Linked DNA regions of Homo sapiens: all the other regions are linked to region 1. The links are chromatin loops, found by intact Hi-C in ENCODE. Cell type or tissue: OCI-LY7. All regions are shown on one strand. Links, peaks and the distances in the headings refer to the core of each region. The heading gives the core; the rest is flanking DNA. Region 1 overlaps LINC01792 (long intergenic non-protein coding RNA 1792). Region 2 overlaps NIF3L1 (NGG1 interacting factor 3 like 1). Region 3 overlaps CFLAR (CASP8 and FADD like apoptosis regulator).

The links. Hi-C counts contacts between places; a loop is a spot of excess contacts. Peaks named below come from ENCODE experiments on the same cell type or tissue, not always from the same donor. Only the 100,000 strongest peaks of a DNase experiment are listed, where the experiment ranks them.
Region 2: a loop joins it to region 1, with 7 times the contacts of the local background. A loop is called at or near these places in 18 of 110 quality-filtered maps.
Region 3: a loop joins it to region 1, with 7 times the contacts of the local background. A loop is called at or near these places in 19 of 110 quality-filtered maps.

Annotation. Positions count from the first base shown.
Region 1 is chr2:200,708,541-200,718,667 of GRCh38, reverse strand. It overlaps LINC01792 (long intergenic non-protein coding RNA 1792), which reads left to right. Exons shown (of 3, transcript NR_037886.1): 2 at 2,251-2,333; 3 at 4,538-6,363. It also overlaps the pseudogene AOX3P-AOX2P and the pseudogene AOX3P. Among named protein-coding and RNA genes, the nearest start is that of LINC01792, 22 kb to the left of the region's middle. RefSeq lists an enhancer at 5,274-5,553. In OCI-LY7, for the core only: a CTCF peak has its summit at 5,548 (motif pointing left); a DNase peak (open chromatin) is centred at 5,437; H3K4me3 peaks cover 940 bases; H3K27ac peaks cover 1,030 bases.
Region 2 is chr2:200,895,631-200,905,757 of GRCh38, reverse strand. NIF3L1 (NGG1 interacting factor 3 like 1) reads right to left here. Exons shown (of 7, transcript NM_001369441.2): 5 at 8,544-8,682; 6 at 6,290-6,373; 7 at 1,833-2,264. The coding sequence ends at 2,080. It also overlaps the pseudogene RNU6-762P. Among named protein-coding and RNA genes, the nearest start is that of NIF3L1, 11 kb to the right of the region's middle. In OCI-LY7, for the core only: CTCF peaks have their summits at 3,900 and 4,103; a DNase peak (open chromatin) is centred at 4,117.
Region 3 is chr2:201,171,741-201,181,867 of GRCh38, reverse strand. CFLAR (CASP8 and FADD like apoptosis regulator) reads right to left here. Exons shown (of 10, transcript NM_003879.7): 10 at 5,181-10,127. Among named protein-coding and RNA genes, the nearest start is that of CASP10, 6.3 kb to the left of the region's middle. In OCI-LY7, for the core only: a CTCF peak has its summit at 4,302 (motif pointing right); a DNase peak (open chromatin) is centred at 4,337.

The sequences.
Region 1 (10,127 bases), core at 3,035-8,034:
TTCCATTTGCTTGGTAGATTTTCCTCCATCCCTTTATTTTGAGCCTGAGTATCGTTATGTGTGAGATGGGGTTCTTGAAGACAGCATACCATTGGGTTTTGCTTTTTTATTCAGCTCTTGTGCATATAGTCTTTCTTCTTCATTGCAATTGTTACCAGGAATATCCTGAACTGTTATGGCATCAACTACACCAGGCAATGCCAGGGCCTCAGAGGCGTCAGTGGAATGGGGGAGAGAAGAAACCCTACAGAGATGCCAAGTGTTGCACAGGATAATGTGGCCCTCTTCTAAGTGAATACGCAAACCCTAAGAACCCTGAATATTTCACATGAACGCCACCAGGAGTGCATGAAACCGTGCTAACACTGTGGAAAGTAGAGGACTTTGGTTTTACTGGATGCAGGTCAAAAAGGGGATTCTTTGTAGGGCATTTTGTTAGTCTCCCCTTCCAGGAGAGGTGTACCCTTGGGTTGTTTAATAAACCAAAGCTCAAATGTGACACTCTTAGGAGCTCAGGCTCCTCTGAAGATGAACGCTCAGAAAAAAGGTAGAGAGAATCATAGCTCTTTGGGATGTCACAAGCTAAGGAAGTTGTTCTTACCCCTTTACATTCTGAGATAATAGTGCTCAGCTCCTCAGATACCAGCTCCCTCTCTTGACAGGGGTTTATTTGTCTTTTATCCACTCCCAAGCCTGCAGTTGCCCTTCTGCTTTTTATTTTCTTTTATCAAGATATATGTTGAGATTGTTTTTTTGTGAAATATTTCAATGTATTGAGTTGGGTTAATTGCTAATAGATAATCCTTTGAGTGTCTGCTTTATTATTATTTTGAGATAGGATCTCACTCTGTTGCCCATGTTGGAGTGCGGTGGCATGATCTTGGCTCACTGCAGCCTTGACCACACAGGCTTAAGCGATCCTTCCACCTCAGCCTCCCACAGACGCAAGCCACTACACACGTCTAATTTTTTTTTTTTTTTGTATTTTTGTAGAGATAGGGTTTCACTATGTTTCCCAGGCTGGTCTAAAACCCCCTGGGCTCAAGAGATCTGCCCTCCTTGGCCTCCCAAAGTGCTTGGATTATAAGCGTGAGCCACTGCGTCTGGCTGGTAGGTATTACCAACCCTCAATTCTGTCCATATTTACTTATATGATTTTAGCATGTGGCCTGGTGCTGGTGACCACAGTCAGGAAGAACTCTTCTGCTAGGGCAGGCATGTCATCACAAAATACAGCCTCCCTCACAGCATGTTTAATATCCACCTGAGGCATGATGGGGCATCCCACTGGGGTCTTGGGAAGGGGGCTTCTGGGAATCTACACACTATTTTTAGAAAACAAAGTCAAACACAAAGCAAATCAATCAAGCAGGAGTGTTTATGAGTCGGAAGCATCCGCTAAGAAATGGGCGTGCCTTTCCCTGCTCTACGTGGTGCAGGCCTTTCCAAACTAGTCTGTGTTCAGCCTAAACTGGACTTTTCTTCCTCGTGGTTGATCTACCTGAAGCTAAAGAGGGTAGGTGTGATGAAGATGAGACAGGGCAGGGACTGGGGCATGAGTGAAGATGGATTTTGTGGCAGCTAGCATATGGGGAACTCTGCTTTTCTGAGAAAACCTGAATGTTTTATGAAACAGATCTTACTGAGAGGACACTTGAGGTAAAAGTTTCCCCTATTGGCAAGTGGAAGTCCATGTGCTCTGATTAACACCATCATAAAACTTAGGGGGCTGTGTAGCCAGCCTGTGTGAGATCCCCCTTCAGGCAGGAAGACTGCTGGCCAAGTGTCAGATGGGAAACTGGGAGATGTGAATTATAGCCCTAGTTCTGCCATAAGTAACTTGGGGCAGGAGGTTTTGTTTGCTTGTTTTAAGCACTTTGGGCATCAGTTTCTGAACCTACAAAATGAAGGTACAAGATTAAATTCATGCTTTTCAACACTTTTAACTTGTAAACTAAGATAAGAGAGTTTTCTACTGATCTGGGACTCTATGACTTTGGAGGTCTGGTGAGGATAATCTTTCTCTCCCTCCACTCAGGCAAATGGCGTTAACACATGAGTGAAGCTCTTTAAGGGATGTCAGTTCTTATATTCTGTGATGTCATGTAACCACAGTTACAGTGCCTACTCCTGTCCCTTGAAGATATCTCCCAGTGATCCTGGGGATGAACACCAGGCAGCTTTCCAAATAATAGGGTTTTGTTTTTTTTTTTTCTGCCATCTTGTAAACCTTCTTGGACCAACAACCAGCCCAGCTACAGCAGATCAGCAAGAGAATCAGGCTGTCTGGTTTGGAAAATAAATTTTGACACTGCTCTGTCCTCCCTGTCCTGGTAAGTCCTGGATGTTCAGCAGCAAGTTAGCCTGGGGTCCTGAGGGTCATGTGAATATGGCTATATGTCATGCATGCGACTGTAAGTCCTCCTTCCAGCCACCGTGGTCACCTGCAAAGTCCCTTCCCTCACATTTCCCTGAGGCTTCTTGCTTCCCTTTTGTTATATTTTTGCCCTTCAGGTCTATCTTTAGTTTTACCTTTTATGACATTTTATCAGCATAAAAACAGAGTTATCAATGGAAAATAAACATCTGAAAAAGGTCTAACTTCACTAATTAAAGTAATATAATTCAAATAATGAGAGATAATTTTTCTCTAATTTAGAGAAATTTGTCAAAGATTAGAGGATATGATAACCAGTGTTGCTAAGGCTGTGATGAAAGGGCTGCATTCATACCCAGTTGCTGAGAGTATGGATTGAAACCATCTTCCTAAAGGCCAGTTTTAAGAACCTAAAAAATAGACAGAAATTCCACTTTTAGGAATGTGTTCTAAGGAAATCATCGGAAATATCTGCAGATTTATGTTTTAGAGTATTTACAGAATATTATTTGTCCCCCCAAATGGGGATTGGTTAAATAAGTTATAGCACATCCATTTGAATAAAAAACAAACACATATCCATTAAAAATCCTGTTTTGAAAAATCTTTAGTGTCATAGGAAAATGTTTGTGATATACTATTATCTGAAAAAAAGAATGTAGGATTATATATATAAAATGTGATCTTGAAAAAAATGTGTTTTACACCAGTTAGAATGGCGATCATTAAAAAGTCAGGAAACAACAGGTGCTGGAGTGGATGTGGAGAAACAGGAACACTTTTACACTGTTGGTGGGACTGTAAACTAGTTCAACCATTGTGGAAGTCAGTGTGGCGATTCCTCAGGGATCTAGAACTAGAAATACCATTTGACCCAGCCATCCCATTACTGGGTATATACCCAAAGGATTATAAATCATGCTGCTATAAAGACACATGCACATGTATGTTTATTGCGGCACTATTTACAATAGCAAAGACTTGGAACCAACCCAAATGTCCAACAATGACAGACTGGATTAAGAAAATGTGGCACATATACACCATGGAATACTATGCAGCCATAAAAAAGGATGAGTTCATGTCCTTTGCAGGGAAGTGGATGAAACTGGAAACCATCATTCTCAGCAAACTATCGCAAGGACAAAAAACCAAACACCGCATGTTCTCACTCATAGGTGGGAATTGAACAATGAGAACACTTGGACACAGGAAGGGGAACATCACACACCAGGGACTTTTGTGGGGTGGGAGGAGGGGGGAGGGATAGCATTAGGAGCTATACCTAATGCTAAATGACGAGTTAATGGGTGCAGCACACCAACATGGCAGATGTATACATATGTAACAAACCTGCACATTGTGCACATGTACCCTAAAACTTAAAGTATAATAATAATAAAATAAAAAATGTGTTTTATGTATTCACATATTTATATACACCCTAATAATCCTTAAAATTACAAGGAAGTCTATTAAAATTATAATAGCATGTTAAGAAATATTATCCAAAACTTGGAAAAATAGACAAGATTCACTGAATGGCCTTTCAATGCATTTTGGAACACAGTCTAGCAAGTCCATTCCATGGTTATCTCATTCTCTAAGGGAATGTTCCTTTGTTGAACTTGTTTACTATTGATTGGGGGCTAGACTCTGTGAAGCTACATAAGAACATGTAGATTTTCTTTTCTAGTAAAGAATCAAATTATTTCTGTCCTGTAGGAAGGCAACCTCAAAGGTTACAGTTTTATTACCTGTAAGATATTAACCGGTTTTTTACCTAAACTAGCAACCTTCGTCATTGTGCTGGCATGCCTATATGCTCAGTCTCTCAAATTCACTTTCATCCAGTTTTATCATTTTGCTGGTTCCCTCATTGTCGAGTTAAATAAATCTTTGACATTTGCTTACTTAAGATTTGTATGAGAATCAAGTTTTTAATACAGTATTTAAAAAATACTTTGGCAATGGCCATATATAGCTGGTAGGTTTACAGGAGATTTTGATTTTCTTTTTATATTCTTCTGTATTTGTCGAATGTCCATTAAAGGACATGTTTTACTTTTATAAAAAGAAAGCACAAAAATGTCTGTATGTATATACACATGCATTCTATATTAATTTCTCAGGCTGTACTTTCCCTAACTCTATACCCAGTAACAGGCCAACCTCCCGAAGATGCATAAAGACACCTTTGCCGTTGACCAGGCAGACCCTGCATCCACAGGACATAGAGAGAAAGGTGCTCCCTGAACACTGATCTGGATAAGCATTGCTGGGTCAGTGCAGAGGCGTCCATTTCCCCAGTCTGCCGAGCTGGCCTAAAGCTGAGGACCTCTTAGTGGGAGCTGAGGACATGTGCCTGAAGAGGCAAGCCCTTGACTGATGGAAATTGGAGTCTGAGTTCCATGTGGGGGACTGGGAAGCACAGCAAGGTCTGAAATGGGAGACCCAGGGAAGGGCAGAGAGGACCAAAGGAGGAAGGGGGTCTACAGTGTGGGAAACAGCCTGGACGCAACAGCCGGGGGAGGAGGCCTGCTCTGGCCCCAGTGGCCCCTTGTAAGCAGGAAAGGCAGCTGGCTAGACCTCTTCTGTGTTATTCACTCTGATTTTATCCTTTATCTTCCCCTCCCAACCTCACCTCCTTTCTAACCCCAAAGCCATGCAGCTAATATGACTAAGATTGCTGGGCGTTTGCTTGGAAATGCAAATGAGAATTTCTGGTAGTTTCCTAGTTTCCTTGATCTCCTTTGTCAAGTTTATTGAGGGGAAAGGACTCTCGGTTAAAAAAAAAAAAAAAAGAAAATCCAGATTTTGAACACCAGCTCTCTTTAATGCCAACTTCCTGAGGAGCTGCCCAGCTCTGTAACAACCTGGAACAGAGGCGCCATCACAGACTTGGCTCTGACGGGCGGCACAGCAAGAAGCCTTGCTCGCGTGTGGGACGTGCCCGTTCTGGCCTGGAGAGAGGGCCCAGAGACACCACCTCGCCACCGCCACCTGATTACTCATTGTCACCAATGAGATGACAAGAACTGATGACGCATTTCCCTTTTGCTGCACTCTGACACCTCAGAGACCACAGCAGAGAAAAAGCTGCTTTTGTAAAACTGGAACATGAACTACGCGGACGCCCCAGAGGAGGTCTCTGCTGCCCTCTGTTGCTGGCTTCTTAGTAACCCTAACCATTTTTAAGAATACAGTATTTGGTTTCAGTAACTTTATTACATGAAAAGTATGCTCGGAGGAAAAAATGTGTCAAATTTAATCAGTCGTGGGTACTATCAACATTTTAAATTGTTGCCAATCTAATAGAGGAAAATGGTATCTCATTGCTGTTTTAATTTTCATTTTAAAAATTCTAAGTGAGGCTCAAAATAGTTTATTTTTCCAGTTTCCTGCCAGTGGGTATACTTTTCTTTTTTTGTTTTTTTAATCTTTTTTTATTGATTTAGAAAAGTTTTTGCTGTAAATGCGTTTCTTTTTATACTAATGCTTTTCTCTGTTATATAGTCAAATTTATCAGTCTTTTCTTTATAACTTCCGGCTTTCATGTTCCTTAGGCTATGGATTTTTTTAAATGCATGCATATATTTAGTATAGTTTTTAGTATTTAAAACTTTAATCAATCTGGAATTTATTTTTATTGTAAAGTGGGAAATAGAAGTACAGCTTTATGTTTCTTTGTTTTTAAAATGGCTTGCAAGTTGTACCAATATTCTTCCTTAAATGCTCCATTTTATGGCTTACTTGAAGTGCATTTTTGCTTCTAATGAGACCTGACTTTCTGGCCTATTTCAGGACTTTACATTGTTCTGTTGGTCTGTTTTTCTCCTCCTGTATCAGTACCTATAATGTGTAACTACTAGACATGTATTAATGTAATAGAATACATTTCAATATTATATAGGGCTAGTTTCCCCTCTTGACTATTCTTATTATACATTTTTTATCTTTCTAGATAAACTTTAAAATCAAGTTTTTAAAAGACACTGTTGATGTTTTGATTGGGAATGTGTTATATTTAATTTATAAGAGAAAATTGATACTGTTATATTTTGTGTCCTTGTAGCTAAGGCTTATGTCTTTCCCTTTTAAAATTTGTCTTTTTTTAAAGTTCACCAATAGATTTTAAAAGTTCTTTTCATGTTGGCCCTGCACATATTTTTGTTGATTTTATCCCTAGAGTTATTTTTTGGTTGTTACTATAAACGGGAACTGTTATTCCATTGTATTTTCTGATTATTGCTTGAATACAGCATTTCCACAGCTGATCCTTTCCTAAAAGCTGACACTATGACAGCAGTTGGAAATTAAAAAGGAAAGCCATGGCAAAAGACAGTCACAGCTCCACTTGGCTGTTCTGTTCTTTCAGAAAACGTAGTGACCTCGTATGAGTACATCCCCTGAGGTAGGGTCAAAAGAAAGTCTGTTAGGACACCTAAGAGTTTCTTGGAGATGTCAGGATATCCACCGGGGTTCTGAAGTAAAGATGCTGTCATTATTTTAATATAAATGATCAATTATGAAGATATAGTTGATTGGTATAAAACCATTTTTAAAATCTATATTGCTGCATAGTCTTCAGACTTTTATTTTCATTGCCGTGGGGAAGTTTGTATGAATTAGAGGAGCTCCATGGTTTTCATCCTATAAGGGACTTCAGAAAAATAGCATGAAAGCAAAACTGTGGTAGGGTCAACACACGGTGCTCCTTTATTTGGTTTGAGGTGTAAGTTAATAAATCACCTTCTGATAAGCTGCTGACAGAATTTATTTGCACCAACTGTAGTAGGGCCACCTCCTCCATATAGACACTGAAGTCCACAGTGGTGTTTGTGCCGTCTTTGAAAAGGACTGTCATTCCAGCATTCATAACCGCCAGGGCATTTTGCTGATGTGAGGCCTGTCGGAAAGCTGAAGCAGACTCTCACTGGAATACAACAAGAACGACTTTCTTTTTTCTTCTTCGAGACGGAGTCTCGTTCTGTTGCCCACGCTGGAGGCTGGAGTGCAGTGGCGTGATCTTGGCTCACTGCAACCTCCACCTCCCTGGTTCAAGCAAATTCTCCTGCCTCAGACTCCCCAGTCGCTGGGACTACAGGCATGTGCCACCACGCTCAGCTAATTTTTTGTATTTTTAGTAGAGATGAGGTTTCATCATGTTGGCCAGGCTGGTCTCGAACTCCTTACCTAAGGTGATCCGCCTGCCTCGGCCTCCCAAAATGCTGGGATTACAGGTGTGAGCCACCGCGCCCAGCTGACTTTTTGTTTTAATAAATTTCAAACCTACAGAAAAGTCTCAAGGATGGTACAATAAGTAATAATACCTATATACCCTTCACCTGGATTCACTGATCACCAGCAGTTAACATTATGCCACATACACTCACTCTTGCTGTAGCTAACCCCGGCTACCCCCATCAGATGGTTTTAGCTGAATCACGTAAGAGTTAATTATTGACATCATAACACTTCATCCTTAAATATTGCCTCATGTAACTCCTAAAATACAAGGGCTTTCTCCTACGTAACCTTACCATCATTGTCAGGATAATGAGACTTATTAATGAGTATTGAAACAATAGTGTTGTTTAACATACAGTTCATATTTGAATTTTTCCAATTACACAAATACTGCATTTACGATCTCCCCCATGGGAGCGGTGAAGATGTCATCTTCTTAGCTCTCTTGACTCCTTTACTCTAGGAAAGCTCTCCAGCCTTTTTTGTTGTTCATGACACTGACATTTTGGAGAGTCAGACTAGTTGTTTTGCAGCTTGCTGCTCAATTTGGGTTTATCTGATTCTTTTTTCATAAATTGATTTAGGTTAAACCTAGGGGGTGGCAAGAATGCTCAATGGGTGATAGGGGACAGGACCTGCTGCTTCGTTTTCTTCAACTTCCCACCCGCCCCCACTCCTGGCTGCAGACACCCTCCTGGAAACTCATGAACGTGTCATAGGCACCATTCTCACAATATCATCTGCCTTCTCATTTGGCAAATGTTTCTGAAGTCCTAGCATTCCTAAAATTAACCAGCACAGACTCTGCATATTGGGTTCTGTTGGTCAAGAGCAAGTTATCAGTAGTAAATCTTTGTTAATTTTATTCTTCTAATTTATTCCACCATGCCTCTAAATTATAGCTGGGGCAGGGGGACACCTAGCAATAGTTCTGGTTAATAGTGGCAATCGTCACTATTTATCTGTCCTTGGTGCTCATGTGCTACTCGGTAGAGTGTCAATCAATATCGAATTAGTGAATGATAGTGGGGGAAGGTGTCAACAAAATGAGTGTGCTGCTCTTCTCTTCTGGCAATAGCCATCGCTTTTCATTTATTGGTTGAACTGACCTGGAGCTGAAGAAGAGATTCAATAGTAACATCCACATTTGTTCAAGTTTTCGGTTGGCAAGCAGATATTGCCATTAAACAAAGAGCAAGTCAAAGCCACATTTTGCCCATCAATGAATACACGAACTGCTCATATTGGACCAGAATCTTAGTATGATCACAACTCATTTGGTTCCCTGTACATTTCTCTGAAGTTCTTATTAGTTTGAAGAAAACATTAATCTTGGGCAGTAAAGCCAAAATAAAATATTTTATAGACCGGGCACAGTGGCTCATGCCTGTAATCCCAGCACTTTGGGAGGCCGAGGCGGGCGGATCACGAGGTCAGGAGATCAAGACCATCCTGGCTAAAGTGGTGAAACCCCCTCTCTACTAAAAATACAAAAAATCAGCCAGGCATGGTGGCACATGCCTGTAGTCCCAGCTGCTCGAGAGGCTGAGGCAGGAGAATCGCTTGAACACGGGAGGCAGAGGTTGCAGTGAACCCAGATCGCGTCACTGCACTCCAGCTTGGGCGATAGAGCGAGACTCCATCTCAAAAAAAAAAAAAAAAAGATTTTATAAATAATTCTTTATTCCACTTAACTTCTCTGAGGCTGATGGTGGGTTTTGGTCATGGTTCTGCCACCCATTCACTGTGCAACTTTGTTGAAATAATTAAACATATTTGGGCCCCAATCTCCTCATCTGTACAATAAGGTTATTTATTTCTTTCAAGTATATGACTTGTCATTCCAGGGATCCTAGGTTTTTAGAGCTTTTGAAGAAGAAGGATAAGAGAACGATGCAATGTCCTGAAATTCTCTAATGACACAGATTGACATCTAATCTGTTATTGTTTGCACCTAGGCATATATACAATATTTGCTACAAATTCTACTTTTTATTATGCTGTATTCAATCCAAGATAAAAATAAAGCAACAAAAGCAAACAGATGAAAGTGAACATTTTAAACTTTATAATCTCATATCTTTCTAGAGAGAGGAATAAAAAACAAACTAGGACTTGTTCTGGTTTAAGGCTTGCATTGGTTGCTCCTGCAAGAAAATGACCATTTAGAGGAATTTGCTGTATTTCTTCCACTAGGAAGGAAAAAAAATTTCATTTAAAGATATTATATACTATTGAAACTACTATTATTAAATTTAGGATTTCTTATTCTGAAAATACATGCTAAAATTAAAATTAAATTGAAAAATAGCCACACATAATATCGTGACTATCCCAGATTCTGGTTGTATCCAGATGTATCTGGGAGCCCTGTCTTGGGAAAACAGTCTCCTACCTGTGCTAATGGAGCAGAACTCCTCCAGTTTATGGGGAACATTCTGTCAAGATTACAGTGTGCAACTTACAGGGAAGAATGGTGGGAATCAGTGGGTAAATGTGG
Region 2 (10,127 bases), core at 2,073-7,072, 190 kb before region 1:
TTCCCTACAATCTGCAACCTTCCACCTGGAATGTATTGTCCATGTGGGCATCCAAGGCGACCTTTTAAGTCCTACAGGATAGGGAAGATTTTTCATGTGACACCTGTGAGGGAATGTGCATGTCCTTCCTCAGCCTTCAGCTTTCTGGAGTAGATAAGGGATTACTAAACCACTGTTTCATGTCAGTATCTGGCCTTATTTATTAAATCAGCAAAACAACACAAAACATGTCATTAGACACTAAGCTTAAAAATGACATTTCAGGCCAGGCACGGTGGCTCAACCTGTAACCCAGCACTTTGGGAGGATGAGGTGGGCGGATCCCCTGAGCCTAGGAGTTGGAGACCAGCCTGACCAACATGGTGAAACCTCGTCTCTACTAAAAATACAAAAATTAGCTGGGAATGGTGACGTGTGCCTGTAATCCCAGCTACTTGGAATGCTGAGGCAGGAGAATCGCTTGAACCCGGGAGGCAGAGGTTGCAGGGAGCTGTAATCATGCCACTGCTCTCTAGCCTGGGCAACAGAGTGAGACTCCGTCTCCAAAAAAAAAAAAAAAATGACATTAAAAAAAAATGACATTTCTTTTGAGCAGTGTTCCTTTGTATTTTAATAATCCTGTATTTAATATAGATTAAGTAAATATTTAAGTTATAATGGATGTCACATAAAATTTCCTTTAAAGATAGGTAAGAAGATAAAATAGATACTTAAAAGGAAATAAGGGAGTCAAAATACTAGAAAAAAAATCAAACACAAAAGGCGGCAGTAATGGAGAAAACATAAGTGAAAGATGCCGGACACAAAGGACCACATGTTTATGATTCCACTTATAGAAAATATCCAAAATAGACAAATCCATAGAAATAGGATCCAGGGGATGGGAGGAGGGAATTATTACTTAATGGGGGCTTCCCTCTGTGGTGATGAAAAATGCTTTGGAACTGTAGTGGTAACAGTACCACAACACTGTAAATGTACTAAAAGCTACGGAATTGTATACTTTAAAATGGTGAATTTTGGAAGGGGGGGGCAGGAAAATAAAATGGCGAATTTTATGTTATGTGAATTTTACCACAATAAAAAATAAACAAAAAGAGAAAAAGTTGCTTTACACAAAAGCATGAAGTAAAAATTACATGTGGTATGGTAAAATAGCACAAATCATAAAAGCAATCTAAGAATGCCTAAAATGGAGGGAATATTGCTTTAGCCAGATTACCTGAGAACGCAGTCCTCAGGTGGAGAAAGGTGTATCTGCCCTGCCCAACCAGCAGCAGGCAGGCAGGGGCCTCGCAGCCCAGCGCAGGTGCTGTTTAGAAAGGGGCATCCACATGGATAAAAGGCCCAGATTAAATGGGGCAGGATGATATTTTGAGATATCTGACTTTGTTCTTTCTGCTCTGGAATTTCATTCCCTGGCCCTGCCCCCTGCCTGCGGCAGCCAAGTTCATTGCCAGGAGAGGGAAGTGACAGAGCAGAAATCGGGAACAAAGGACTGTGGAAGAAAAAAAAATTACAGGTAAGTCATCTAAAAAGCAATAAAGTAACAGTAATATGAATAATGATTGTGTATACATATTTTCAAAACAACATCCTGATAAATCTCATTCTGATTCTGAAATTTAGGTGAGAGACTGGAATGTAGGCAGAACTAGGAACAAGGACAAACAGAACTTCTTATCACTGCAAAAAGGCTACTACCTAGAAGTGTTCAAGCCCAAGTTTTTCAAGCATAATGTTAACTAACCAAGGGCAGAGATACCCAAATGGATCCATCCCATCTACAATTAAACTAAGGACAGAATCACTTGAGCTCCTTCCAAAGAATGTTAAGTAAACAGATTTTATTCAATCTTTCCTAGAGTTTATAATGAACATTTGTTATTTAATATGGTAGTTATATTACAGTTTTACCTTACGAGCGATAGAACATTTGGTGAATAAGATTAACAAACCGGAAATGATGATACCCTCGAAGACACTCTCTGGAAGCACACCAGTCCCACTGACTCATGTTACAAATTTAAGTTGGCATCCAGCTGATTTGTAGAATGTGTTATCCTGATGTTTCTGCAATTATACCACCTGAAGAGGGTCCCTGTCAGTCTCTGATAGGATAATATTTATCTTATTCTCCAAGTGAGAATCCAGCATATCTCGAAGGTCAGAAAGAAAGCCTCGTTCAGTGTTGCTGTGTTCACAGAGGATGACATTTATTCCTTGGGAAGCAGCATCCAAAGTATCATGATGGGACATCTCACCTACCAAAAAGGGAAGAGCAAATTCTTAAATGCTAAATATGGAATCTGTGGAATGAGGAAACACAAAAGCAGAAATACCAAGTTTGTAGTCTATATGAAGTGAATGTAATAGAGCAGAACTGTTTTACATATAAATCTAGAAAGTAGTGTACAGTTTTCTTTTATGTCCTCCAACTTAAAAAGAGAGAAAAGTCTGGGCGCGGTGGCTCACGCCTGTAATCCCAGCACTTTGGGAGGCCTAGGCAGGCAGATCACCTGAGCTAAGGAGTGCTAGACTAGCCTGGCCAACATGGTGAAACTTCCATCTCTACTAAAAACACAAAAATTAGCTGGGCGTGGTGGTGCGTGCCTGTAATCCCAGCTACTCAGGAGGCTGAGACAGGTGAATAGCTTCAGTCCAGGGCCTGGAGGTTGCAGTGAGCCGAGACTGCACCACTGCACTTCAGCCTGGGTGACAGAGTAAGACTATCTTGAAAATATAAAAATAAAATCCATCCCACTGAGAATTCCAACTTCTTTTTCCTTAGCAGACCCCAAGGCAATTATCCAATCCAACATATCTGGCCAGAACCAGATCTGTAAACACCCATTCAAAGTGTTTCCACGGTAAAATGAATGATCACTGCCAAGTAAAATGAGGCCTTCAGAAAATTTGCCTCTTATGTAAGTAATAAATACCTCTGGAGGAAATTATATGTATACTGCCCAGCAGACTTATGCTTTGTAAGCACCAGTATTTCTGTCGTCAACTTAGTCTAATATATAAGGATGAAATGAATTTAAGATTACTTCCAGGTTAAAAACAAAGTATTTTTCTTTGACTTAAGCAAAATCCCTAGAAACTCTGGAGGGAATCTCATCTGTTGTGAAAAGATTTGGGGAAAATTCATATTCTGAATTTTTAATTTATATTGTTAATTTTTTTTTAGATGGAGTTTTGCTCTGTCACCCAGGCTGGAGTACAGTAGCACGATCTCAGCTCACTGCAACCTCTGCCTCCTGGGTTCAAGTGATTCTCCTGCCTCAGCCTCTCGAGTAGCTGGAATGACAGGCACCCACCACCATGCCTGGCTAATTTTTGTATTTTTAGTAGAGATGGGGTTTCACCACGTTGGCCAGGCTGGTCTCGAACTGCTGGGCTCAAGTGATCTGCCCGCCTCAGCCTCCCAAAGTGCTGGGATTACAGGCGTGAGCCACCATGTCCAGCCTAATATTCTGAATTTCTTAAAATGCAGTTTGTGAATTTGATGACTTCTAATTTAAGAGCAAAACTGTACTGTGTACAATTAGGTTTGTTCTTTAAAAAGTACAATTTTGAACTGTATTTAGAGACAGAAGGGCATATAAATTTAAGAAAAAAGGGTTCTTGGAAAAAAATGAGTTCTCTTTTAATTTTCCCATAAGAAAACACCTATAAGTAAAAAAATGAGTTTTCTTAATTCCAGAATTTTTTAGTTCCCCACAATCTCCTCCTAATAAGTGTCATCTCATTATAAGGAACAGTTTTTATTCAAGCACCTTTTAAAACATCTTAATCTATAATAGTAGAAGTAAAAAGCAAGAAAAAGACACTAAGATGGCCCAGTTGGAAGCCTTGTTTTAGGAAAGGTAAGTCTGGCTGCCTGTACTGTGACAAATTCATTGGCTGGAGAAGGCATGAAAGGGGGGAAATCAGTGAAGACCCTGCAATAATAGCTGAAGCCAATGGAAAGAAAAGCTTGGCCCAGGATGGCAGCTTGGGAAAGAATAAGCAAATGGAGAATGAAAAGACAAATGGGAGAACTTAATTTACAAGGAGCAGGCTCCCCATCTGCTGGTCTTACGGGGTATTACCCTTAACAACCTAATACAATGAGAACACGGCCTCAGGCTCACAGGAAGCGTGATGAAGTTCAGCAGAGGTCCTTTAGGTGGGGCTTCACATCTCTGAAGTTATACTCAAAAGTGATGCCTCACAGACCAGAGACAGCTAATGCTAGCCGGATAATATATTTTCTATTTCTCCCCACAGCCAGATAGGAAGGACATTTTAACATTTTGGAACTGCTTGAATTTATCTTATGCACGTATCATTATACTTTATCATTGTTTTAAAAAACTAGTTTTTAAAAAAGTATAAGGAAACAGATACCCCAAATTGAGAGAGAAGCACAAAACAAAGAGCCTATACTCTTTAAAAATGTCAATGCTATGGAGACAAAGCTGAGAAACTATTCCAGACTGAAGGAGACTAACAACAACTAAATGCAATGTGAGATCATTGGCTGGATATGGATCAGAAAAAGAAATGCTATAAGCTTTTATCAATTGGGAAAATGTGAATATGGACTGTATATCAAGTAAGTGTTTTAACAATATTAAATTCCCATGTTTGATAATTGTTCCATGGACTTAGAATGTCTTTGTTCTTAGACTATACACTGAAGTATTGAGAGGTAAAGAAATTGTCATGTCTGCAATTGATTACAAAATGGTCCTAGGGGAAATACATCAATATATATATAGAACATATTTTAACTTGTATATATTATGTATCTATACATGCAAACACAAATGTGTATAGACACATATATAATATGCACATAGGGAATGTACAAATATGGCAGAATATAACCATAGTAACCAAGGTGAAGAGCATATAGGAGTTCAGTATACTATTCTTGCAACTTTTGCATAGGTCTGAAATTCCTAAGTAAAATGCTAAAATGAATTTTAAAATAGCCAGACACAATACTGTAAGATATTCATATTGAAATTTCACTTTAATCTGGTAGAAATTTAAGGGCTTACAAAAATCTTTTATCTTCAGAAAATATAAAATAAGTAATAGTCACATACATGTTTTGTTTTTTTAAATCAATTTATTGGTTTAGAGCAATTCCATCAGGCTTGCTCAGATGCTGCTCCTCGGTACTTCAGGATGTGACAATGCTTTGAGTGCAGCAGCCTTTGTAAGAGAGTGTGCTATATAACAAAGTGTGGGTGTGGGAGGCAAGGGAAGCATGGAAGTAGCCAAAGGAATGGCCAGAGGGCTAAGAGCCTAGAGCCTGGTCCTCAAAGTGGGAAAAGTAATTCTTTAACTCATTCTCTCCTAACCCTAAGAAGGAGGAGGTAAACAAAGTGGCAACCCCTTAAAATGCCTCCAAATCCTTTGGAGGTGTAAGGGGCCATGTTTGGCCATATTCCTGAGTAGTAACTACATAAAGTAATTCTTTCAATAAAAATTAGCCAGGACCTATTAGGTAGTATCCTAAATGAGAAAGTATAAGGCCCAGCAGCCAGACAATTACTATCCAACAGAAGTGCACATTGGAGGTCAAGGACAAAGTGATAGGGACCCACAAGAGGCAGGAGCAGGACAGTGTCAGAGAAGGCTTCTCAGAGGGGGTGTTCACTTATCACTAGGAGTACAAGGAAAAGGCATTCTAGCCAGAGAAAACAGCATAAGCAAAGGGTACAGGAAAGGGGATGCAATGTTCAGGCTCCACCAGACAGATGAAGGAAATCACTGAAGTCTTTTTAATCAAGACCATCAAATTTGCACTTTGAAAAGTTAATTTCAGGAGAGTATATGGAAGATACCATTAGAGGGTTGATGCTGTACTTCAAGTAGGAGATGGTGCCTGGATAGAGATAAGGGGGAAGATTCTAGAAAGATTTGGGAGCTTGAATTGATAGGAATTGATGATTGGCTTTAGGCTGAGTAAAAGGAACCATTTCCTAGCTAAGGTGACAGGGTAGAAAGTATCCCACTGATGTGAAATCTGAGAGGTTTGGGACAGTTTAGGAAGAATGTAGGTAAAATAAATGCTGACCATTAACTTTTGAGATAATGTAATAAACTGTTCAATGATTTCATCCCTCCACAAAGAATGCAGTAAGTCCCCAGTTCTGTTGTAGTTTCTGTTTAGTTCAGGTTCAGAAAACATTAATTAGGTATCATCTATGTGCCAGGTACTGTCCTAAAATTTGCCATTTTTGATTTTGCAAAAAATAAACCAAGAGAGATCCAAAGTCTGTCCTACCTGTGAGGTAAAGGTCAGCCTCAACACCCTGCAGAACGCTGCTCCCAGAACCAGCACACAGGGCCACGACTTTGACTTGAGACTCTTCAAAACAGAGGAAACAAGAGACCAATACTTTACAATTCCCTTTCATTTTACTATTATAATTTGTACCAAGAATCCTAAACATAATACAGATTTCACTCCTGGTCTCATCACCAGTATATGAATTGTTCTTACTGCATTTTAAAAAAAACATGTTTTAATATAAGCAAACAGGTCATTCTTTGATATTGCATAGCTAACCCAAGGCATGGTTATTATTCCTTTGTTGTGTTTTTTTTTTTCAACAACCTTTGTAAATTGCGCAAAATACGGAACAATGCACAAATTTGCGTGTAATCTTTGCATAGGGGCCATGCTAATCTATATCATCCAATTTTTAGTATATGTGCTGCTGAAGGGGGCACCGTTATTCCTTTGGACATGGCTGCACAAACTCACAAACCACTGAATAGTACTAATGGTGCAGCTCTAGGCTGTATTGCAACAGTGCTAGGTAAAATAATCTCACCTGGGTCTTCAGACAACAGTGAGAGGTAAGCAAGTACTATCTCTATTCTCAGGTGAGGAAGCTAAGGAACTAAAAGGACTATAAAAAGAGGAATGCTACAAATGGATTTGGCACTATTTTTAAATATACTATTTATTCTCAAAAAGCATCCTCTGGAAAGTGAAATAACAGCAACTTTCGAGCCAAAATCCAAGTATTTAGCACTTGGGTTTCTAAAATGAACACTTTAGTGGACACTCCAGTTCAGCAGCAGGGTATCTCAAAGAGGGGGCTTTGGAGTTATTTTGGAAGTCAAATCCCACCTCTGCTATCCATTTTCTTTGGACACTAACTCCCTTGGGTTGTTTGATCTAACTGGACTTTTAGATAAGTTACTGATATGGTTTGGCTCTGTGTCCCCATCCAAATCTCACCTTGAATATAATCCCCATAATTCCCACGGGTCAAGGGCGGGACCAGGTGGAGGTAATTGGATCATGGGGGCAGTTCCCCCATGCTGTTCTTGTGATAATGCGTGAGTCTCACGAGATCTGATGGTTTCATAAGCATCTGGCATTTCTCTTGCTTGCACTCATTCTCTCTCCTGCCACCCTGAGAAGAGGTGCCTTCCAACATGATTGTAAGTTTCCTGTGGCCTCCCCAGCCATGCAGAACTGTGAGTCAATTAAACCTCTTTTCTTTATAAATTACCTAGTCTCAGGTATTTCTTCATAGCAGCGTGAGAACGAACTAATAAAGTTACTTATCTCTCTGAACCACAATTGTTCACCTATAAAATGGGAGAAATAGTACCAACCACAAAACTAACAACAGCTAGCACTTTATACTTAATGTGAGCCAATCACTGTGCCATGTCACATGGATTATACTACCACCTTCTGAGTTAGGTTTTATTAATGCAGTTTTTACAGATGAGGCTACTGTGACACAGAGGGCATAAACTTGTCAAAGACATGCAGCAAACAGGACAGACAAATCTGAAGCCAGGTTGTCTAAGCTCAGAATCCACACCTATAACCGCTGTACCCCACTGCTTTTGCCAGCAGGAGCTCACGTACTTAGGACAGACAATCAGTACAGTGCTAGGCTCACTGAAGGTGTTGAACAAATGTCTGTTCACTCTTTTTGTTCTCAAAAGTACCAGGAAAGGCCAGAAGAAAAAACTACAAGACTTAGAAACTACAATGGATCAGATCACTCAGTAGCACCTCACTAGAAAATATTACCAGTCTTATAAGTGCAAAGTTTATGTTGTAATTGTAGCAATCATGATTCCAGCTCTCTTCCTGACACATGGTAAGACTGCACTTTATGCCTCCCTTGCTTGTATTGGGCAACATGACTAATTCTGGAAAATGAGTTGAGCAGAAATTAACATGTTTCCTGGAATTTTAAACTGATGGTTTAAGACCCTGCAAAACTCCCTCCCTCTGCAACAGCAACCAGTCTACAATGGTCAGACTTCCTACAATGACCAACTTGAAATGAACACATAGCATGACAGAGAAATAAATCTCATTGATTAAGTCAATGAGATGTATTCCACATCAGAACCTGGCCCACCCTAATCAATAACGTAAACCAATTATCTCCTATGAGCTGCTAACACATTCTCTATCACATATTAATACAACCAAGAGTTTCGATCTTTGTCCAATGTTAACAGTAGGCATACTGGATAGATGAAGGAGCTATATTTACCTAAGGTTCTCCCCACCCCAAGGGCTAAGCGAATATGAGATAGTTTTAGGTGTCTTTTTATTCGATCAATCATGGTTGCCAGGGAGACAGATTCATCCAGTGTGCATAACCGTCCCATTCCAGTATGTAGAAGCAAAGGCTGAGGAGAAACAGAAGTTAGAAACGGTGTGCATTGTTAGTCCTAAAACAACAAATGCTAAAATCATCAACATGCACACTGTGAGATTACTATAGCAAGCTCCAGGCTAAATGTGGGGATACAAACCTGACAAAATCATTCTTCTAGGAGTTCACAGTTTTCTAGGAAGGCAGATGTTTAAATCAATAATCAGGCCAGGCGCGATGGCTCATGCCTATAATCCTAGCACTTTGGGAGGCTGTGGTGGGTGGATTGTTTGAGCTCGGGAGTTTGAGACCAGCCTGGGCAACATAGTGAGACCTCATCTCCACAAAAAAATCCAAAAATTAGCCAGGCAGTGGCGTGCGCCTGCAGTCCCAGCTACTTGGGAGGCTGAATGGGAGGTGGGCTTGAGCTACCCAGGAGACAGAGGTTGTGGTGAGCTGAGATTGTACCACTGCACTCTAGCCTGGGGACAGAGCCAGACCCTGTCTCAAATAAACAAAATAATAAAACTGTTTAAATACAAGGTAGGTGCTACAGTTGCAGCAGCACAAAGAATGACAAACTAAATGAGCTGTGACTTAGGAGGCTTGGGGAGTACTTGGAGGAAGGACTTAGGTCTTAGAGAAAACCCTAAAAGAGTTAAAAAGGGGGAAATAAAGAGTTTAAAAAGGGGTGATGTCAAGTGCAGTGTGGCAGGACAGAGGTACGATGAGATGGAGAAAGGCATTCTAAACACAGAGGACATGGACAAAGGTGCCAAAAACTTGAGAGAACACACTATGGGGGCAGATCCAAAAGAAGACAGTATGGCTACTGTGCAGAGTACATGCTGTGGAAGGAGAGGAGGCTGGAGGCCCAGGCTGTAGCAGATCATTAAGGGCTTCCAACACCATGCTAAAGAGCCTGGACTGCCTCCTAGGTGCTCGGTGAGACTACTCTCATCGCAGAAAATGAGAGTTTCAACTACTGTGGTGGCAGAGCCAATACAGAGGAGAAACACTGTATAGATATGAGGCCAGACTCAGCAGGGCCTGGAGTCAAGGAGGAATGTGAAAACTTGGAAACTAAAGTAGATAATGATACTGAAATATGAAATATGGAAAAAAAAAAAAGCGGGGGTGGCAAACGGATAAAGTATTTGGATATACTGAATTTGAAATACTTGTGGGCTCTGTAAGTGCAAAACATCCAGAAAGTAGATGAAAATATGGGTTCTTGTCATTTTTTCCCTTAAGAAAGCATTCTAAGCCAAAAAGTAAAGATAGAAATCATCATACAAATGGCTATCAAGTTAAAGAAGTGAATGACATGGTCCAGGCAGAGCGTGTAAAATAAGGAGACAGCAAACCTGTAACCAAATCTGTAACCCTGAAGACGTACCAATATTTTCCTGTTCCTGGAATGTCTCCCTTTCTCAATTACTTCCTAGAGAATATTATGCTCTCATTGCCATTTTGTAC
Region 3 (10,127 bases), core at 2,176-7,175, 460 kb before region 1:
GCTTAAGAAAGACAAGTCCTGGGGCCAGGTGCAGTGGCTCCCGCCTGTAATCCCAGCACTTTGGGAGGCTGAGGCAGGCGGATCACGAGACCAGCTTGGCCAAGATGGTGAAACGCTGTCTCTACTACAAATACAAAAAATTAGCTGGGCGTGGTGGCACACACCTGTAATCCTAGCTGCTCGGGAGGTTGAGGCAGGATAATCGCTTGAAGGCAGGAGGTGGAGGTTGCGGTGAGCGGATATCACGCCATCACACTCCAGCCTGGGCTACAGAGCAAGACTCCTTCTCAAAAAAAAAAAGAAAAGAAAAAGACAAGTCCTGGCCAGGCACAGTGGCTCACACCTGTAATCCCAGCACTTTGGGAGGCTGAGGTGGGCAGATTGCTTGAGGTCAGGAGTTCAAGACCAGCCTGGCCATCATGGTGAAACCACATCTCAACTAAAAACATAAAATTCGCCAGGCTTGGTGGCACATGCCTGTAATCCCAGCTACTAGGAGGCTGAGGCTGGAGAATCGCTTGAACCCGGGAGGCAGAGGTTGCAGTGAGCCAAAATCGTGCCATTGCACTCCAGCCTGGGCGACAGAGAAAGACTCTCTCAAAAAAAAAAAAAAAAAAAACCTTCTTGGGAAAGGGGGGCCGGAGCACAGCAGGCTGGGTTACTCACTACCCCAGTTCCAGGGAAGGTGGGGCCCTGACCCTAGAATGCTGCAGCAGAGTGAGGAGGGGGCCCCAACTGACCATAAAGAGTGTAGGGACCACCTTCTTTGCCTGTTCTGTTGGGACCAGGCTAGTCATTATTTGTCCCAGCCTGGGGCTCCCCCTGTGGTTTCCAATTTGCAGTTACTTTAACTTAAAATATAAATATTATTTTCTGGAAAATAACTTAAAAAGGAAGAAAGACAAGCCGTAAGTCTTGGTCTTCTATTTAGTTGTTTTATTATAAATATTAAATTTATTGGGCCATTTAGGGAGGCAACTTATTGAAACTATCACTTTCTCTCACTCTGTTCATAAAGTATATTAACTCTTTCAACTTTGATTCAATAATATTAAATATTTAGCAGGCAATTCAAAGCCCTGAATTGGGCACAATTGGAAAGCAAAGTGACCTGCTTTCCATAGTAACTATGGCGACCGGTACTACCATTTCTAAACTTCTCTGATGAACTCATAACAACTCCCAGCCTTAGCTGGCATTATTATCCACATTCAATAGATGAGGAAACCCAGATTCAGAGAGGCAAGGAATCTTGCCACCATCCCAAAGCTATGAGCAAGAATTCAGGGCTCAAACGTGGGTCTCTCTGACTCCGAACCCCTTGCTCTTGATCCCCGGGCTACCATTGCCCGAATCTCAGTATGACATCGTGTAGCATCTGTAACTGCGGGCAGGGGGTGGTGATGCCACAGTGAGGCTTCACTTTGGTGCCACAGGGGCTTTAAGAAGGGACAATCAGTCAGACATTCCTTGGAGGAGGAAGTATTTGATCTAGGTCTGGAAGGTAAAGGTAGAATAAAGACCCAGGAAGTAAAACTGTAACTTTTATCCTACTGCTCCAGGGAAACATTTGAATCAGGTTACAGAGGGGAGATGGCGTGCAGTGCAGATATTTGTACTCAGCATTTTCTACTTCCTCCTACACACAGTTACTGAGGGCATGTTGATGGTGGTAGAATAAACACGTCTTACAATCTCTTTCCTGATTGGTTGCAGTCTACTGAGTGCACGTGAAGGGCCAATCAAAACCTTCATGGCCTTTTGTAGAGGTGGATGTCAACTACTGCTTTAGTTCCACATTAGTAGGGGGTAGTGGTAGCAGTGGTTGGCTTTCCTTGACATACAATCTGTGGTCCAAGTTCCCCACCCTCTGTCTGGGTAGACTAAAGGGTAATGACTCCTGGCTGGGCACGGTGGCTCACACCTGTCATCTCAGCACTTTGTGAGGCCGAGGTGGGTGAATCACCTGAGGTCGGGAGTTTGAGACCAGCCTGACCAACATGGAGAAACCCCATCTCTACTAAAAATACAAAATTAGCCGGGCATGGTGGCACATGCCTGTAATCCCAGATACTCAGGAGGCTGAGGCAGGAGAATCACTTGAACCCGAGAGGCAGAGGTTGCAGTGAGCCGAGATCATGCCATTGCACTGCAGCCTGCATAACAAGAGCGAAACTCCATCCAAAAAAAAAGAGTAATGACTCCTAAAGGATTGGCATAAGCCATGGGGGAGGAGGAAGGGATATACTGGCTAGAGAAGAGCTCAGAGCACTGAAACCTCCACCCCAACCTATGAGGGTCCTCAGAAGGTCTTGAAGTAGCAAGTCTTCTAGATTTGACACCCCCAACCTCCAAGACCTCCTTACCCCCACTTTGCTCCATACCTTTGTTACGGGATCTTTGGGGTATCAATTTTCTGGCTGGAAACCTCTCTGACTGCAGCACCTTTGCCCGAGTTCTGGCCTGCGTCCAGGAAGAATGAGGTACACAGACAAGTGAAGGGTGAACAAGATGAAGAAGAGCTTTATTTAGTGCTAGAACAGCTCAGAGGAGGCCCACAGTGGGTAGCTCCTCTCTGTAGGCAGGTCATCTGTCCAGTGCTCAGTTCTCAGTGGAGAGGAGGCCCTGGAAAGGGTGGCTTCTCTCTGCTGGCAGGTTGTCTCTGCAGCTCTCAGTGGAGAAGGTAGCTCTTCTCTGCAGCCAGCCATCCCATTGTCTCCAGCTATCAGCAGAGAGTACTCCTCTCTGCAGCTGGTCATCCCACCACCTCTCTGCCCTCTTTGTCCTCTGGCCATCCTCTGCCCTGCTCTGGCTGAGCCCAGGGCTTTTATGGACCTCAGAGAGGAGGAAGTGGCTGCCAATTTGTCCACGGGCACCCAGAAGAGGCACCATGAGTCCCTACTACAATCCACAGGACTGGCAGCCCCACCCCCAGCCTTCAGCCCTCCCTGGCCTGAAGGAGGACCTTACTGGGGACCTGCCCCCTTCTGCCTCCCATTGCCATTCAAGGCCCCAGGACTTGGCCCCAACCCCACTTCAAGATTGGAGAAGGTGCCAGGAGTGAAGAGAGGCCAGGCAGCGGGAGCAGACACCCCCAAGCCTGCGGGATGGGGTGGGAGGGGGTCCTTCCTGGGGCCCCCAGGGTGCAGGCTGCAGAGATGCCCAGGTCCTGCACCTAGGAGGGTGGCTGCAGCCACACCCTGGTGTTGGGAACAGTCCCCCAAATCTGGCCATAAACTGACCCGAAAACTGGCCATAAACAAAATCTCTGCAGCACTGTGACATGTTCTTGATGGCCATGATGGCCACGCTGAAGGCTGTTGTTTTACCGGAATGAGGGCAAGGAACACCTGGCCCACCCAGGGCGGAAAACTGCAAAAAGGCATTCCTAAACCACAAACAATAGCATGAGTGATATGTGCCTTAAGGATATGTTCCTGCTGCAGATAACTAGCCAGAACCCATCCCTTTGTTTCGGCCCATCCCTTTGTTTCCCATAAGGGATACTTTTAATTAATCTATAATCTATAGAAACAATGCTTATCACTGGCTTGATGTCAATAAATATGTGGGTAACTCTCTGTTCGGAGCTGTCAGCTCTAAAGGCTGTCAGCCCCCTGATTTCCCACTCCACACTCTATATTTCTGTATGTGTGTCTAATTCCTCTAGCACCACTGGGTTAGGGTGTCCGTGACCAAGCTGGTCTCTGCACCCAGGAAGGCAGATCCTGCCTGCTCCCAGCCCTCCTCCAAGAGCACAGGGGGGCTCAGATCCACAGCCGCAGTCTGGGTGGCTGGGTTTGGGCAGCTGCAGCAGCACCCGAGGAGCTCCCGCTCCAACTCAGAAGGTGGGGGGCACCCACCAGCTCCGTGGAGTGTGCACCCAGAGCCATGCCTCCCTGCTGCAGCCAGCATGATGGCAGCAGCCACTGCCATCGCCTTTATCCACACATTCCAGACCTTCCCAGACCTGTCATATGTGGTATATGGCATGAAACTAAGGTCTGAAGGAGTAGACTTTTTCTGTTAAAGACCCCATCAGAGATTTCCAGATAGTCAACAGGAAAGAGACGATAGCTAGACAAGTAAAATGCAACCAGGCCCGGGCAGTGTGGTGCTGTCTCCTATAGTACCAGCTATTGAGGAGGCTGAGGTAGGAAGATCACTTGAGCCTAGGAGTTGGAGACCAGCCTGGGCAACATAGAAAGATCCCATCTCCAAAGAAAAAAAGTGACCCATTTTGTGTTTGCTATGCCACATAATAGAAGAACAGAGCAGCTAGGAAATTCTGGGGTGGCAAAACCTCAAAGTTCCGCAAGATGGCAGTAGTTCCTAAAAGTTAAATTAGCAATAGTTTGTCTAGGGAACTAGGTGGACGTGGTTAAATTGAGTAATGTAGGCTGGGTGTGGTGGCTCATGCCTGTAATCCCAGCACTTTGGGAGGCTGATGCAGGCGGATCACCTGAGGTTAGGAGTTTGAGACCAGCCTGGCCAAATGATGAAACCCTGTCTCTACTGAAAATACAAAAAAATTAGCCGGGCATGGTGGTGGGCGCCTGTAATCCAGGAGGCTGAGGTAGGAGAATCTCTTGAACCTGGGAGGCGGAGGTTGCAGTGGGCCGAGATCATGCCATTGCACTCCAGCCTGGGCAACAAGAGTGAAACTCTGTCTCAAAAAAAAAAAAAAAAAGAAAAAGAAAAATTGAGTAATGTGTACAATATATATTTATATATATTTATAAATATATTTAAATTTAAAATATATTATATAAATATATTATAAAAATAATTTTATATAACAGATTGTATAGTATATAAATTTAAAATACATATTTTATATATCAATAAATTTAAAATGTTGTATATAAGAAACCACTATATATGTTTATATGGATTTTCTTGAGACAGGGTCTTGCTCTGTCACACAGGCTGGAGTGCAGTGGCAAGATCATAGTTCACTGCAGCCTCAACCTCCAGGGCTCAAGTGATCCTCCCACCTCAACCTCCAGAGTAGCCGGAACTAAAGGCATGTCCCACCATGCCCAGCAAATTTTTAAAAATGTTTTTGTAGAAACTGGCTCTCACTTCATTGCCCAGCCTGATCTCGAGCTCCTGGGCTCAAGCAATCCTCCCACGTCAACCTCCCAAAGTGCTGGGATTACAGGCATGAGCCACGGCACTTGGTCTGAGTAAAACAGTTTTAATGCTGCTCAAAAAAGGTAAGATAAACGCAGAAAGGCCTTTCACTTCAAGGTTAGTTTGTTGTTTCTAGGGCAAAAAACAGTGAGAAACTGCTAGTATTTGACATAATTTTTCAGAAGGAAGCATATGACTTAGCCACATCTATAAAAATTCACAATGAGGCAAGTGACAAGAAATGTCACCATATCAAAGTATACAAAGAAGGGGTTTGTTACAATGGGTACATTCAGGTCTGAGCAAGGCAGGAGAGGGCTCCCCCGACACACACCAAGAGTGTTGGGCAACCATCAGGTGATGGTCAGGCGGTTGTTAAATGTTTCTGTAAAGTAATAATTGGTCACAGGTGGTGCCAGGGACAGGCAGCTCCCCCGCCCGCCCCCCCCCCCCGCAATAGAAAACACCTGAGACTGATCATCAGCTTCTCAAAAAGATCTCAGGAGTGGGGAAAAGTAACACAAGATCCCGGAAGTATGCCAGCATATAAAACCCCAAGTCAAGAGGGCAAGCCCTGCACCTGGTTTCTCAGGTCACCTGCTTGGCCCTCTTCCAAGTTATACTTTCCTTCTTTTCTTTCCTTTCCTTACTGTTCTAAAGCTTAATAAACTTTCTTGGCTCACTGCAACCTCCGCCTCCCAGGTTCAACTGATTCGCCTGCCTCAGCCTCCCGAGTAGCTGGGATTAGAGGCATGGACCACCATGCCCAGCTGATTTTTCTATTTTTAGTAGAGACGAGGTTTCATCATCATGATGGCCAGGCTGGTCTCGAACTACTGACCTCAAGTAATCCACCTGCCTCAGCCTCCCAAAATGCTGGGATTACAGGCATGAGCCACTGTGCCCAGCCTAAAGCGTAATAAACTTTCACTGTTGCTCTGAAACTTGCCTCGGTCCCTCCTTCTGCCTTATGCCCCTCAGTCAAATTCTTTCTTCTGAGGAGGAAAGAATTGAGGTTGCTGCAGATTTACCACCAGTAACTTGGATACCGTCCACCAGTAACAACTTCCGTTAAGATGGCAATACACCTCAAATTTATTTTTATTTTGAGACAGGGTCTCACTCTGTTCCCCAGGCTGGAGTACAGTGGCACAATCTCAGCTCACTGAAACCTCCACCTCCCGGGCTCAAGTGATCCTCCCACCTCAGCCTTCCGAGTAGCTGGTACTACAGGCGCATGCTACCATACCCAGCTAATTTTTGTATTTTTAGTAGAGACAGGGTTTTGCCGTGTTGCCCAAGGTGGCCTCAAATTCCTTGGCTCAAGCGATCCACCATCCTCAGCCTCCCAAAGTCCTGGGATTACAGGCATGAGCCACTGCGCCCAGCCAAACTTATCTTTGTATGTTTGTTATAGGCAAAAGTACCCCAAGGTTAAGGCTCAGCCCAAGAGGTCAAGTGGGTTCAGGAAAGAATTCAAGAGCATGCTGACAGAATAAAGTGAAAGCAAGTTCATTAAGAAAGTAAAGGAATAAAAGAATGGCTACCCCATAGGAAGAGTAGCCCTGATGGGCTGCTGACTGGCTATATTTATGGTTGCTTCTTGACTATACGCTAAACAAGAGGTGGCTTATTCATGAGTTTTCCAGGAAAGAAGTGGGGAGGTCTGGACCTTTTAGACCATACAGGGTAACTTCTGAAAGTTGCTATGGCAGTTGTAAACTATCATGGTGCTGTAGAAGTTTCTTTTAGCGTGCTAATGTATTATAATTACCATAGAATGGGCAGCAAAGGTAACCAGAGGTCTCTTCTGTCACCATCATGGTTTTGGCTGGTTTGGGTTGGCCTTTCTACCACATCCTGTCTTATCAGCAGGGTCTTACAGGGTCTTGTGGTCTTGGGAAACCAGTCCTGCCAAACTCCTCTCATTCAGTGTAATCACTATCAAAATTCCAGAGGCCCTTTTTACATAAATTTGCAAGTGAATCCTAACAGTTATATGAAAATTTAGGGAAAGGTAAACCCAATACAGCCCTAACAATTTTGAAAAAGAACAGGCCAGTTGCAGTGGCTCACCCCTCAGCACTTTGGGAGGTGGAGGTGGGAGGATTGTTTGAGGCCAGGAGTTTGAGACCAGCCTGGGCAACATAGCAAGGCCTCATCTCTACAAAAGAAAAAAGAAGAACAACAACAACAACAAAGTTAGAGGACTACATTTCTGGATTCCAAAACTTACTACGAAGTTACAATAATCAAGACAGTGTGGTACTACCATAAGATAGAGCAACAGAATTGAGTCCAGAAATAAACCCTTATAGTTAGTTGATTTGTGATAAGTATAAAATAATTCTATAGGGAAAAAATAGTATTTTCAATAAGTAATGCTAAGACAAGTGAACATTTATGTGCAAAAGAATGAGGCTGGATGCTTATCTCGCACTGCATACACAAAAATAACTCAAAATGGGTCAAAGAGCTAAAATCATAAAACTTTAGAAGAAAACATAGGGGTAACACCTCATAGGCAATTGATTTAGACAATGGTTTTTTAGGTATGACACCAAAAGCATAAGCAATAACATAAAAAACAGAAATCAAGTGAACTTCATCAAAATTTAAAACTTGTACTGTATAGTATCCAGAAAGTGAGAAGACAATCCATGGAATGGGAGAATATATTCACAAAGATTGTACCTGATAAGAAACTAGTATCCAGAATATTAAAAAGAATGCTTACAACTCAACAATAAAAAGACAACCCACCGGGTGTGGTGGCTCACGCCTGTAATCCTAGCATTTTGGGAGGCCGAGGCAGGCAGATCACCTGAGTTCAGGAGTTCAAGACCAGCCTGGCCAACATGGCGAAACCCTGTCTCTACTAAAAATACAAAAATTAGCCAGGCGTGATGGTGGGTGCCTGTAATCCCAGTTACTAGGGAGGCCGAGGCAGGAGAGTCGCTTGAACTCAGGAGGTGGAGGTTGCAGTGAGCCGAGATTGCACCACTGCACTCCAACCTGGGCGACAGAGTGAGATTCCATCTCAGAAAAATAAAATAAAATAACGCAGTTTTAAAATGAGAAAGGACTTGAGGCCAGGCACAGTAGCTAATGTCTGTAATGCCAGCACTTTGGGAAGCCAAGGCAGTCAGATCACCTGAGGCCAGGAGTTCGAGACCAGCCTGGCCAACATGGTGAAACCCTGTCTTTACTAAAAATACAAAAATTGGCTGGGCGCGGTGGCTCACGCCTGTAATCCCAGCACTTTGGGAGGCCAAGGCAGGCGGATCACGAGGTCAGGAGATAGAGACCATCCTGGCTAACACGGTGAAACCCTGTCTCTACTAAAAATACAAAAAATTAGCCGGGCGTGGTGGAGGGCGGCTGTAGTCCCAGATACTTGGGAGGCTGAGGCAGGAGAATGGCATGAACCCAGGAGGCGGAGCTTGCAGTGAGCTGAGATTGCACCACTGCACTCCAGCCTGGGCCACAGAGCGAGACTCCGTCTCAAAAAACAATACAAAAATTAGTTGGGCATGGTGGCGAGCTCCTGTAAACCCAGCTACTCCCAACTACTAGGGAGGCTGAGGCAGGAGAATGGCTTGAACCCAGAAGGCAGAGGTTACAGTGAATCAAGATAACGCCACTGCACTCCACCCTGGGCGACAGAGTGAGACTCCGTCTCAAAAACAAAAAAATAAAAAAAACCTCATACACTGCTGGTGGGAATATAAAATGATGCTACTACTTTGAAAAGCAGTTTGGCAGTTCCTCAAAAGGCTAAACATAGAGTTACTATATGATGAGCACTCTCACTTCTAAGGTATATGCCCAGAAGAACTGAAAACATATATCCATATAAAAATTCATATACGAATATTCATAGCAGCATCATCCATAATAGCAAAAAAGTGGAAACAGTCTAAATTTCGATCAACTGATGAATAAACTAAATGCGGTATATCCACACAATAGGGTATTATTCAGCCATAAAATGTAATGAAGCACTGGTACACTCTATAGCATAGATGAACCTTGAAACATGCTAAGTGAAGGAAGTCAGACACGAAAGGCCACATGTTTATTTTTATAAAATATCTAGAACAGGCAAATCATAGAGACAGAAAATGGATTATTGTTTCTAGAGGCTGGGGGAAGAGGAGGATTAGAGTGGCAGCTCACTGGTATGGAGTTTCTAGGTAGATGGAAATGTTCTGGAATTAGATAGTGGTGATGATTGCACAACTCTGTAAATATACTAAAATCCACTGCATCATTTACTTTAAAGGGGCAAATTTTATGGCTTGTGAATTACATTTCAATAAAAAGAAGATGAGGAAACCTAGGATATGTCACAATCCCATGCCACAAACTACTTACACTTCCAATATAAAAACTATATCAACAATAGTTTACATCACGTTCATTGCTTGCTAAAGTAAGGTCATGAATGTATCAAAATATTTTATAAAAGTTAAAATTTAGGAGATCCATCATTTCTCTTTTCAATCCATCACTGATTCATTCAATATATATTTATGTGTATGCCAGGCTCTTCATCAGGTAAAGTGTTTAGGAGAGATATAAAGATAAAACTGATGAGAATTCTGCACTTGAGCTACAGCATACTTTCCAAGAATTACAGCATGAGATATAAAATGAAAAGAAGGCTTGGAGGAGATTCACACGAAATAGTACTGTTCAGGAGAGGGGGCGATAATTCCAATGGAAGAGATAACTGACTTCATGGAGGATAGAAGGAGATGGTATTTGAACTGCCCTTGAAGTATGGTTATATTTTGGGGATGTGGAGATGTGGGGTAGGGTGATATGCTGGGGTTCCAGATGGTCCAGAAATATACAATCACCAGAACCAAAGATCCAGAGGTAGGAGATATGAGCTGTTCAATTTGGCTGAGCTAACAGTGTTTGGAGTGGGATCTTGAAGAAGCTGAAAATGAAGATACCAACTAGACAGTCAGAGAAAGACTTCC